Linked DNA regions of Mus musculus: region 2 is linked to region 1. The links are chromatin loops, found by intact Hi-C in ENCODE. Cell type or tissue: gastrocnemius. All regions are shown on one strand. Links, peaks and the distances in the headings refer to the core of each region. The heading gives the core; the rest is flanking DNA.

Evidence for each region. A loop is a pair of places that touch in the nucleus more often than their neighbours do. Peaks named below come from ENCODE experiments on the same cell type or tissue, not always from the same donor. Only the 100,000 strongest peaks of a DNase experiment are listed, where the experiment ranks them.
Region 2: it touches region 1 in a loop (2.2-fold over the local background); 5 of 42 quality-filtered maps call a loop at or near these places.

The regions. Positions count from the first base shown.
Region 1 is chr8:13,402,749-13,408,381 of GRCm38, forward strand. Grk1 (G protein-coupled receptor kinase 1) reads left to right here and starts at 2,333. Exons shown (of 7, transcript NM_011881.3): 1 at 2,333-3,068; 2 at 5,053-5,180. The coding sequence starts at 2,370. In gastrocnemius, for the core only: no CTCF peak of the experiment used is centred there; no DNase peak of the experiment used is centred there.
Region 2 is chr8:13,737,417-13,743,049 of GRCm38, forward strand. It overlaps Cfap97d2 (CFAP97 domain containing 2), which reads left to right. Exons shown (of 4, transcript NM_001101519.1): 4 at 5,238-5,633. The coding sequence ends at 5,244. The region is part of intron 1 of Gm46032 (a long non-coding RNA gene); the gene reads right to left. Among named protein-coding and RNA genes, the nearest start is that of Cdc16, 17 kb to the right of the region's middle. In gastrocnemius, for the core only: no CTCF peak of the experiment used is centred there; a DNase peak (open chromatin) is centred at 3,116; H3K27ac peaks cover 1,157 bases.

The DNA.
Region 1 (5,633 bases), core at 1,045-3,544:
ACATTTTTCCCGGAGAAGAAGGAATTTACACACACACACACACACACACACACACACACACACACACATTATGTGTAACAATTTAAACCTGGGTGACTGGTTAGGACACAGAGCAACTACACAGAACATGGAACAACATTCAGCCACAAGAAGGAGAGACCCATGGGCACCTCCCTTCCATTCCTAGAGGATTCTTCAAGAGGGAAAAGCTCTCCCAAAAGTAGTTCCCAAAAGGGCCCACGCTCACACAGCCCCCTTCCAGTGGTACAGTTCAACCACAGGGAGCAGGCCTGTGGGTCCCTGGGGGCAGTGGGTGTGGGAAAGGCTTTGTCTACCAAGGGCAGCTCAAGGGCTCTGGTGCCTTGCTGAGTCCACTGCTGAGATGCTGTGGTGAAAATTGGGGAGCTATTACTGTGGAGGCACCCCTCTCCCTACTTTACCTCCTTCCTCTCTCCTCCCTCACCCCCACAACTGTATGTGCTCTGCCATTATCTCAAGAGTTTAACTGAACAAGGATACTCAGAGAGTATACCCTCCCCCCTCTGAATAGTCTGGCCCGGGAACCGAACTCATCCTACTTTGGTGGCAAATTCTCCTCAGCCCCTTCTACCATGGACCTTCCTGGTATGAAGGTTGCCTGGGATTCCTCAGCCCCAACCCTCTCCTGGTCCTGTTCTGCAGCTTCGATGTGAGTCACCTGGGAACCTGCTAGAGACGGAGGCCTGAGCTCCCCCAGGCCCTCTGAGGCAGGTGGAATATGGATTTCAGTGCTCTGGGTGGCTCTCCTAGCAAGGTACCCCATGGTAAAGCACCATGTCCCCTTTGGTCATGATTGGTGTGGGAGTCAGCTACGGTCTTGTCCAAGGTCACCAGCTACTTAGGTGGCAGGGCTGGGACTAGCACAGGTCACCCCAAGAGAATGAGATCGCGTTTACCTCAAATATTTACTTGCCAGTCTTCCTGTCACAAGCCCTTGCTAGGTGGTGGGTGTGTGTGGCAGGGGTGGGGGTTGTCATTCACCAGAAGGCTCTCCGTTCATGGCCTTAGTCACAACAGAAGGCCCTGCCCCCACCTGAAGCGCCCCACTGCCCTTCAGAGAAAGGGGGGTGGGCTGAATATTTCTTTAACCTCCTGACTCGGGTTTCCCAGGTTTCCTTTATTCTCACACACCTTTCTCCTCCCTGTAAGTGCTCACTCCTGTGGCTCCCCCTCACACTGTCAGCAGTACCTACAGACATGACAGACGTGGTCCCCAGGAGATGGTGACATGCCCAGGTGTGTCCTGGATGTGACCAGGGTCTGAGCTGGGTCCCCAGTATGCCCAGATGAGTCCCTGCTGTGTCATATCTGTCTTCGGTGCACCCTTGCCCTGAGTCCTAGATGCACCCTGGGCACATGTCTCATGCATCTTCTGGCTCAACAGGGAACTTGACATGATGTCCTGTGGGTCTCCTGTACCCTATCCTTGTCCTCTGTCTTTGGCAAGTCTGCAAGGAGAACACTTGCTTCCTCAACATGTGCCTGCGGTTTCGCCTACAGACAGGGACCCTGGTCACTGTGGGCTTCCCCTCTAGATTCCTGATATCAGGAGGCTTCTTCCTGGCTACTTTCTTAAGGATAAAAATTAAAAAGTATGTGGGGGTGGCACAGGGGGACTGGGCTGGAGAGATGGCTCAGTGGTTAAAAGCACTGACTGCTCTTCCAGAGGTCCTGAGTTCAATTCCCAGTAACCACATGGTGGCTCACAACCATCTGTAATGGGATCCAATGTCCTCTTCTGGTGTGTCTGATGACAGTGACAGTGTACTTACATAAATAAAATAAATCTTTAAAAAAAATCGTATAGAAAACAACCTGGAAGCCACATACAAATGGAGTTTCTCCTGGGACTGACAGACTACCTTCTACCCCAGACTCACGTCTCAGCAGGACACAGACAAGTCCTGTCCACCTGCCAAGGCCAGGGGAGGATAGAACTGTTCCCTATGGCCTTCCCGGAGCCTTTGGTGTGCCCTTCCCTAGGGAGCAAGAAGGCAGCACCAGAGGGAGACAACTGAGCTGAACTCTAATCCGATTTGGAGCAGCTTAGGGGATTGTCTTTTTCTGGCACCTTCTGGTCACCCCTAAGGTGTCCTCAGTGACCCCAGGGCTGGGATTTAGTTAGATACTTGTCAGCCCTGGTCTCCCTGGGCCTCTCAGTGGGTTCCCAAGCACCCTGGCCAAGGCTGCATATCTCCCTTGTCCTACAAGGGCAGGGACAGGCCATAGGCCAAGGGCGTAGGGTCAAGCCTGCTTTGGCTGCTGGTGCCTTGAGAATGACTTCAGCTTATGGGTCTTAATACTTGAAGTGGACACAGGGCATCAGCAGGATGGATTTCGGGTCCTTGGAGACCGTGGTGGCCAACTCTGCCTTCATCGCTGCCCGGGGCAGTTTTGACGGAAGCAGCACACCGTCTTCCCGAGACAAGAAATATCTGGCCAAGCTCCGGTTGCCCCCACTGTCCAAGTGTGAGGGTCTCCGTGACAACCTCAGCTTGGAGTTTGAGAGCCTGTGCTCAGAGCAACCCATCGGCAAGAGGCTCTTCCAACAGTTCTTGAAGACAGACGAGAGACATGTGCCAGCTCTGGAGCTCTGGAAGGACATTGAGGACTATGACACTGCTGATGATGACCTGAGGCCACAGAAGGCACAAGCCATCCTGGCTGAGTACCTGGACCCACAGGGCACACTCTTCTGCAACTTTCTGGACCAGGGCATGGTGACAAGGGTGAAAGAAGGGCCAACTGGGAGCCAGGACGGCCTCTTCCAGCCTTTGCTCCAGGCCACAATGGAGCACTTGAGCCAGGCGCCCTTCCAGGAGTACCTAGAAAGCTTGTATTTCCTGCGGTTTCTTCAGTGGAAGTGGTTGGAAGCCCAGCCCATAGGTGAAGACTGGTTCTTGGACTTCAGGGTCCTGGGAAAGGGGGGCTTCGGGGAAGTGTCTGCCTGTCAGATGAAGGCGACTGGCAAGATGTATGCCTGCAAGAAGCTCAACAAGAAACGGCTGAAGAAGAGGAAGGGCTACCAGGTAGGGAGCCCAGCAAGCAGTAGGATGCCCTTAGGCTAGAGGAATTTCCTGCGGAGGTCTACACGGGCCTTAGCTACTGCGCATGTGTGCTGCCATTTGGACTCCCCCGACACAGGCCGCCACTGGCAGGGCTATAGTCCATCTGTACCATGCTCAGGAGCAGTTCAGAGGGAGAGCTGCAATGGAGCATGTACCTAGTTATCTAGAAACCTCTCTGTACATTCTGGCTCCTGTTGTGATTACATACAGGAGAGTGAGGCAGTCTTCCATCATCAGGTACTGTTCACAAGCGGCAGAAGCCATCTGTGATGCCGCAGTGCAGGACCACTTTTCCTGAACACAGGTTTCTAGGGGACAAGAATGAGTGGAGGACATAGGCAGGCTGCCATGTTTTCATTCCTCCTTTGATGGCGTCAGTGTCTAATTAAGGCAGGATCAGCGAAAGCAGCTTATTGTCCAGGGAACACAGCCCTCCACAGCCCGGCTGTACAGTACAGATAATGCTGTGAAACTCTTAGGGATGAATGCTAGCCCCCAGCAGGTCCCTGTTCAAATAGCAGGTGCAAGTGGAGAGGTGTCAGGCAAATCCAGGGGTCTTTACCAGGGGCCTTGGAGATGCACCTCATGGTGGTCTAATGTTGATCTTTAAATGTTGATCTTTATGGGAGAAGGGAGAGCGGGGAGAGACAGGGAGGAGTGGACGGAGGAAAAACTATGTTTAGGATGTAACGTATGACAGAAGAGAGAAAGAGGTCATGGAATGTGGAAGATAGAGTTTCTTCCTTCCTTCCTTCCTTCCTTCCTTCCTTCCTTCCTTCCTTCCTTCCTTCCTTCCTTCCTTCCTTCCTCCCTCCCTCCCTCCCTCCCTCCCTCCCTCCCTCCCTCCTTTCCTTCCTTCCTTCCTTCCTTTTCTCTTTTTCTTCTTTTCCCCCCCTTGTTTTTCAAGACAGGATGTCTCTGTGTAGACCTGGCTGTCCTGTAATCCACTCTGTAGACCAGGCTGGTCTCAAACTCATAGAGTTCCCCCTGCCTCTGCCTCCTGAGTGCTGGGATTAAAGGCGTGCGCCACCACGGCCCTGCTGAAGGTATATTTTTAGAAAATAGGGCCTTTTAGAAAAAAGGCCATGGTGACTGATTTTGTTTTGAATTTGGAACTATTCATAAAATTGGAAAATGATTTAGCTTTTTCATTTTTATTTAAAGTATCTCAATTAGGGGCTGGAGAAATGGCACAGTGGTTTAGAGCACTGACTGCTCTCCCAGAGGTCCTGAGTTCAATTCCCAGCAACCACATGGTAGCTCACAACCACCTGTAATGGGATCCAATGCCCTCTTCGGGTGTGTCTGAAGACAGCTAAAGTGTACTCACATACGTAAAATAAATAAATTAAAAATAAAGTATCTCAATTAAAAGGGACAAAACTGCATACTTAAAAAAAATAGCACCTTTAAGCTTGTGTATGGTCTCACACACCTTTAGAGGTAGAGGTGGTGGCTGGGCTTGTATGAGTACTGAACTCACACTGGGCCCACATGGAGAGTTCTAGGAGAGCCAGGGCTACACAGTGAGCCCATGTCTCAAAATGACAAACACACAAATAACTGCAGCTTTCTGGAACTGTAATTGGAGTTCTGGGCCACCCACACAGACCTGTAACCCCATATAACACTTTTCAGACTTTAGTATCCCCAGGGGACATGACCTGCGGTTCTCACATAAAGCAGGCTCTCCTGGAAGGTCAGGCTGCATTGGGAGCTGTCTGGATGCAAGCAAGAACTGGATGGTGGGGCTATGGTCGTGCAGGGGAGGGGAGGGTGGACAGGGCAGTGACAGAGATGTCCCAGTCAATGCCAAGGCTATGTCCCTGAGTGAATGCGTAGCAGATTTCAGACAGATTGCAAGCCTGTCCCGCGCTGTGCCCAGCATGCAGGCTGCTCTCCACAGTGTATTCCCGAGGACTGAAGATCACAACTCTGCTTCCAGGGCGCCATTGTTGAGAAGAGGATTCTGACTAAAGTACACAGCAGGTTCATTGTGTCTCTGGCCTATGCGTTCGAGACCAAGACGGACCTCTGTCTGGTGATGACCATCATGAACGGAGGTGACGTGAGGTAAAGGTGTCCGGACTTGGGACTGCTTTCAACTAGGGTTCACGTCTGGTGGGGTCCAGGACTTGGGGTTTGCCTGTCATTGTACACGCTTACGACTCTCCGTGATTACTGGGGACAGGCGACAGAGGGCATGTGATGTCGTAGATAGCTGTGGTGGGATACTGTAAGTCGAGAGGGCTAAGAAGTGAACATTAACAATTCCATCGGTGTCCAATGCTATAGGTCTAGAGAGCTGGATGATTGTCTAGAGGCTTGCCTAGAGTAGGAGGGTACCCACTCTGATGGCGCCTGGGCTAGCCACGCCTCACGGTGCTCAGAGGTTGGTCCTGCATTCTTAGGGATGTTAGGTTAATGGCTTTCTTTGGCTGGGTGACTTCACCACTCTTAGCTCAGTTTCCTGTTCTGTAAAATAGAGACAAACAATAGTGACCAAGTCAGTGTCAGGAGGATGAG
Region 2 (5,633 bases), core at 1,932-4,431, 340 kb after region 1:
TTAAGGACAGCATTGTGTCAGCCTTGGGCTGCTGAGTGACACCCTCTCCTAGATGTCAAACTATTCATTTCACCTATCAGTGAGCATTCTGGTTTGTTTTTGGTCACTACTAATAAGGTTACAATGACTGTTTATGTTTTAAAACAACAACAATTTATACTCATGTCTGCAGAGACTAACAACTCAGTAGAAAATAGAGAAAGCAAACAAGTCACCCAGAGAGGGCCCCCCTGAAGGAAAAGGTGGGTCTCCTTGAATATGACACCAGTAAAATCTATGACAGATGTTAAATAGAGACAAAACGAATGCCATTTAAGGGCTCTGTACATTGCCACAAGGACACATTCACACGAGGGAACGTGTAGGATATCTATTGCATCAAGAGAGGGAACTGCCGTATTTGAACTGCACTCACCCCAGGCTGCGCCACACAAGACCCACCTTGGAAGCCCTGTTGGAACTGAGGCTGCCTCTTCCCACAGTGGTCTTTCTAAAATATGCCTGGGACTGTGGTCGAGCATTTAGCACTCTCAAGACACCTTAGGCTCTTCAGGCCTCTGGCTGCCATGCTTCTCCCCATGGGCGCTGGGCCTTCCTCCTCTTCTCACTGTCAGCCCTCCTCTCCTTCTGAGGTTCTGTTCAGCATTGCCTCCTGGATGTCATCTCAACTCTCCCTTAGGAGCCTGGCATCTTCACCTCATGAGCTCCGGGCCCACTCCCTGGTAGACAGGGATGGGGAGGAACGTTTGTTGAATGTCTCTCGATGGGAAGCAAACAAGAGCCCAGATATTAGCTAGAGCCTGCCAGGCCTGAGGACACATGGGCTCCCTTTGGGAATGCAGAGTAAGCTCTCTGTCCCATAATCTTGGTCTACGAAAGAATGTGTGTATTCCTTTCTGGAGTCTAAACAGGAAGAGCAGAGAACAGGCATTTATGAAGGTGCAGAAACAAAATCAAGTCTTCCCAGAGAGACTCAGAAGCTCAGAGCCCCGGTACAGAGCACAGAGACGGCGGGAGGACAGGGCTGCCGTGGCCAGCCATCCCTGCAAGCGCAGACACACCTGGAGAAAAGGTACCTGCAGTACTTTCCTGACGCCTGTGCCCTGGACAACTCACCACCTGACCCTGCCTGCCCTCGGGGGTTGGGGATGAGTTGGCACAGAGTCAATGACACAGACCCCAGGAGCAAGTGAGAAACACTGCAGCAAGCTCATCTGAGCACTGCTGCAAGCTCCTTTAGTACCCTCCACCTATGTCCCATTGGTGAGAAAGCATCTCTTCTAAACAGCAGTTCCTGATTGGCTGGCATTCTCTGTGCCAGGAATCCTTGGTCTCTCAGGCAGTCCTCAGTTAGGTTCTCCTGCAGGAGATGCTTTTGTGGCTGCGCCCCCCACCCCCACCCCCTTGGTAAGCCCGCCCATAGAGGTAACCTCACTGCTGCTGTTCCTACTACACTTTCTTGTGAATGTACAGCTATCTAAAGTTCCTGACTCCATCAGAGTCACTTGGTGTGTGCTCCCGGATTCTTGGCTGTCCACTGCCTTAGGTACATTACTCAGTGGGTAAATGTTTCAAATCATGGAAGCCATAGTGAAGCCTGGGGGATTCTCCCTTCTCCCTTCCCAAATTTATTTATACAGAGATAAAAATGAGTTCGGCTGATTGATTATAGGTTCAGGGGAGAGTCTGGTGAAATTGGTGACTCGATCAGATTGTATCCATCAAACCTCAGTATGAAACTGTGTGATGACCTGAAGTAGCTGTTCCACTCAGAATCCAGGACCAAAATTACATAAATAGCCAGGAAGAATTTGCCAGAAAACTTAATACTCTAAACCCTTCCTCTCCACCTAACCCAAATCACTGGCAAATTCCTAATTGAAAGTTAAGAGCAATTCAGTTCTGTTGTCATCATCCTTACAGATGTCTCAATGAATCAATTATTAGGGGTTTTAAATTGTCACTCACTGTCCTTATGCAGGATGCTGTTTTTAGAACCAACCAAGTCTCTTCTAGGGGAAAATACAGATACCAAATTAAGTATGCTAGGACACAGTTCCTGCCCTGATCAAGACCCAGCCCAAAGATTCCCTTCCTCAGACCTCCTCCCAGTGACACCTGGCCTCTTAGTCCCCACTGTCCCCATAAGCACTAAACTTAGCTCTTATACGACTTCCGAGCACATGACCCTCCTGTTACTTGCTTGAACATTTCTTCTAAGTTCCTGCGCCATTGGGACAAGCACATTTGCAGAGATGTATAAGAGAAAGCAATTACTAATTAGCAAAGCACTAGGGAAATTTAATCCACTTTTAACTTCATTGAGAGCCTGAACGTTTTGTTTCAAACCTTGGTTAATTACAGAGCATTAGCATTTGCTGCTGTAGAAAATAAGTCATTGACATTGTGTAAATGAGTTATCAAAGGATGTTTTTAAAGACAGGATTTCACTATGTAGGTCAGGCTGGTCTTGAACCCAAATCCTTCTATCTATCTCCGCCTCCCAATTGCTACAATTACCAGCATGCATACCCTGCCTGGATTCAAAACTAATTTTTTTATTTTTTCCCCCAAGTATATTGGAAGTTTAAAAAAATTTTTTTTAAAAAGTATTGCTACCTTTGCCAAACATTTGTTTATGTCTTATTGTTAACGTTTCTGCTTTGGTTTTATTCAAGGATGCCTTTAAGGGCAAAGATGACTTTTTCTTTTCACCGAGTCCAGAGTTTTTACTGAGTACTGTGTTTTCTCTCCTGATTCTGCTGGCTGTTTGTCTCGTTATCCTCCCGTCCTTTCCACACGGTTGATTTTTTCGAGGCTGTCTTTTTTTTCTTCCAGTGAAAATGTCTAGAAAATACTTGGAAGAAACTCCCCACTCAGCCTCTCATTTTCTCATTGGGATATCTTGCTCTCTCTCCTTTACATAAAGGAAATGGTGAAGCTGCTGAGAGAGGGAGAGGCTAAGACAGAGACATAAGGGACGGCTATTCTGCTTGGAAACCGTGCCCTGCAGCTACCACCCACAGCCCACACTCCATGTGGGATGTTGCCAGCTTGGCTCTTGGACAAGTACGCCCTACAAGGGGTGGGTGGGGGTAGGGGAACTTCTTCAGGGCAACCCCACCTCCTCCAGTGTTCACCTCTGGGCCTACGGGTGATTTGTCAGAGGCTCTGGAGTTTTTTCCTTTTCGTGAAAGACAGGAAACAGCTGTGCTGTGGTGGGGAGGCAGCTTCCTGCTAAGAGCCTTTCAGGCCATCTTAGGCATTTCCAGAACCTTAGCTCTGTGTGTCCACGGGAGAGAGTGAGGGACACAGGCTGCACCAGATAAGGAAGGCCTTCTTCTTAGGTGACTTGGCCTTTTGTTGTTTAGTTTTTGAGACAGGGTCTTACCCTGTAAAGAGGCTAGCTTTGGACTCCCAGAGATCTGCCTGCCTCCGTTTCTCAAGTCCTGGGATGAAAATTGTGTGCCACGATGTCTTATAGGTGCCTCAACCTTTCATAGAAGTAAAATTTTACACACACACCTAAAATTCTGTTATCAGAAAATGGCAGGTGTGAGAAGGGATAGGACTCCACTTTATAGGACTAGAAACCTGGAATGCACCCTGATGGCTGGCTAGCTTCATCTAGAACTTTTGCTGGCCCTGACCATCTCACCGGCATGCCAGAGAAGACAGCCCTCTCCTAGACACCTCGGCAGCTTTTCCCACATTGCTGCTTGCTCCCTACCTCCAATAAAAGAAAATGCTCTGCTACCAGGAGGCTATCTATAAAAGCATCCACTAACACACTGGCCATCCTGGTGCTTCCTGGCATAGGTGAGTGGAAGTGCATAGCCTCTACCATCTCCACACGGACACCAGAAAACAAACAAAACCCAGAAATTATCAAAATGATAAAGCCAAATAAACGAACTCCTCCTGAATGGTGGAGCAGTAGACACACTCTAAGCTCTTCAAGACAGCCCCATGGTCCCCAGAATCAGTAAAGACAGATGGACCTTATCTCCTGCACCCACATGCACCCCTGTGAGGGTTAAGTGAGCAGCATTTGCCAATAGACTATAAAGTTCCCGACCCTGGAAAAAAACAACAAGTTTTAGTTTCTGTCCTTCATCACCATATACTTCTATCATATGGAGCCAAAAATCTGGAGTTCAGGTGATACCTTGAAGCCAATGGTCAGTCTCAACAATAGAACTAAATAGCAGAAATTGTTTGATCATTTGACGACATGTACACCCAAGGAAGATACACAGATGACCAATGAGCACATAAAAAAGACCCATCCAGCATTGCTGGGGAAGTGGGAGTCAGTACTAGTGAGATACTTCACACTTCTTCACACTTCACACTTGACAGTCACTGAGCCGACTGGAACCGCAGATGATGCTTGGAGATGCGTGTGAGGTGTGTGGAGAAACCCGGAGATGCTATGGTGATGCGCTTACTTTGAAAACATTGCTGATTCCTCTAAAAATATTAGACAGCAAGTGCACGCCCGAGTAGAGGAGAGAACCGGGGCCACAAACACACATGAAATGGTACACACACCCATATCTGGATAGCATTTTAACACTAGTGTGCACACTGGTCATGAGCAGACAAAAAAGAGGCGTATCTGCCAATGGAATATTATTCTACCATAAAAACATGAGGTCTTAGATTGCTACCTCATGGATGAAGCTTAGAGGCATCAGTGAAAGAGCCAGATGCAGAAGGTCACGTGTAGGTGATGCCCAGACAGGTGACCCTGGTTCCTGGAAACTAGGACGGAAGACTTGGGGGGAAATAGTTAAGGATTATGGTTTGTGAAGTGTTGGTGATTATAATGTTCTCAAATTATGTTGTAGTTATAGCTATACATCTATTAATATCTCTAAACCACAAAAGCATCCACTTTAAAGGGAGGCTTTTATAATATAGTGTTACTACACGTCAGCCCAAGCACTATAAAATAAAGATATGAGCCAGCATGGTGCCAAACACTGGGAGAGAGAGGGCAGTAGGATCTGGGATTCAAAGTTAAACTCAACTATGTAGGAAGTTCAAGGCCAGCCTGGGCTATGCGAGACCTTGTCTCAAACGAACACAACCTCACACAACAACAACAAAAGATTATGTAGTGTATTCTAAAAATAAAAATTCAAGGGAGGTGCTCCATCCTCCATGCATTCTGGAGAACTGGCCTGCTTTCCTGCTCTTGCCTAAGGAATGTGACTGTTCCTGTCCCACAGGAGCTGAGAGGGACGGCCACAGCCTCATCTGGACGCGCAGCCTGAAGCCAAAGGGGTGAGGGTCAGAACCCATCCACTGAAAGGAGACCAGGGCCCAGATGCTCCGATGAGGCCTTCCTGTGTCTCCTTGGGGTGGGGTGGGGATGGGGGTGGGGGTGTGCAGGTCTTGGGGCTGGTGGCCTCGCATCTGAGGCTGGCTTCATGGCCTCCAGGGACCGTCATGGGCACTGTGATGCAGCACTCCGGAGCTGCTCGGTCACAATCTTCACCAGATGACATAGCACAGCTATTTATTGTGTTTCTTGGACTGATAACCAAAAACAAAATATGCAGAGTAACACTGGACTTTCTTTTCTAGCTGTTAATACTTTTCTGAGTTACCATGAGTTTGGGTGA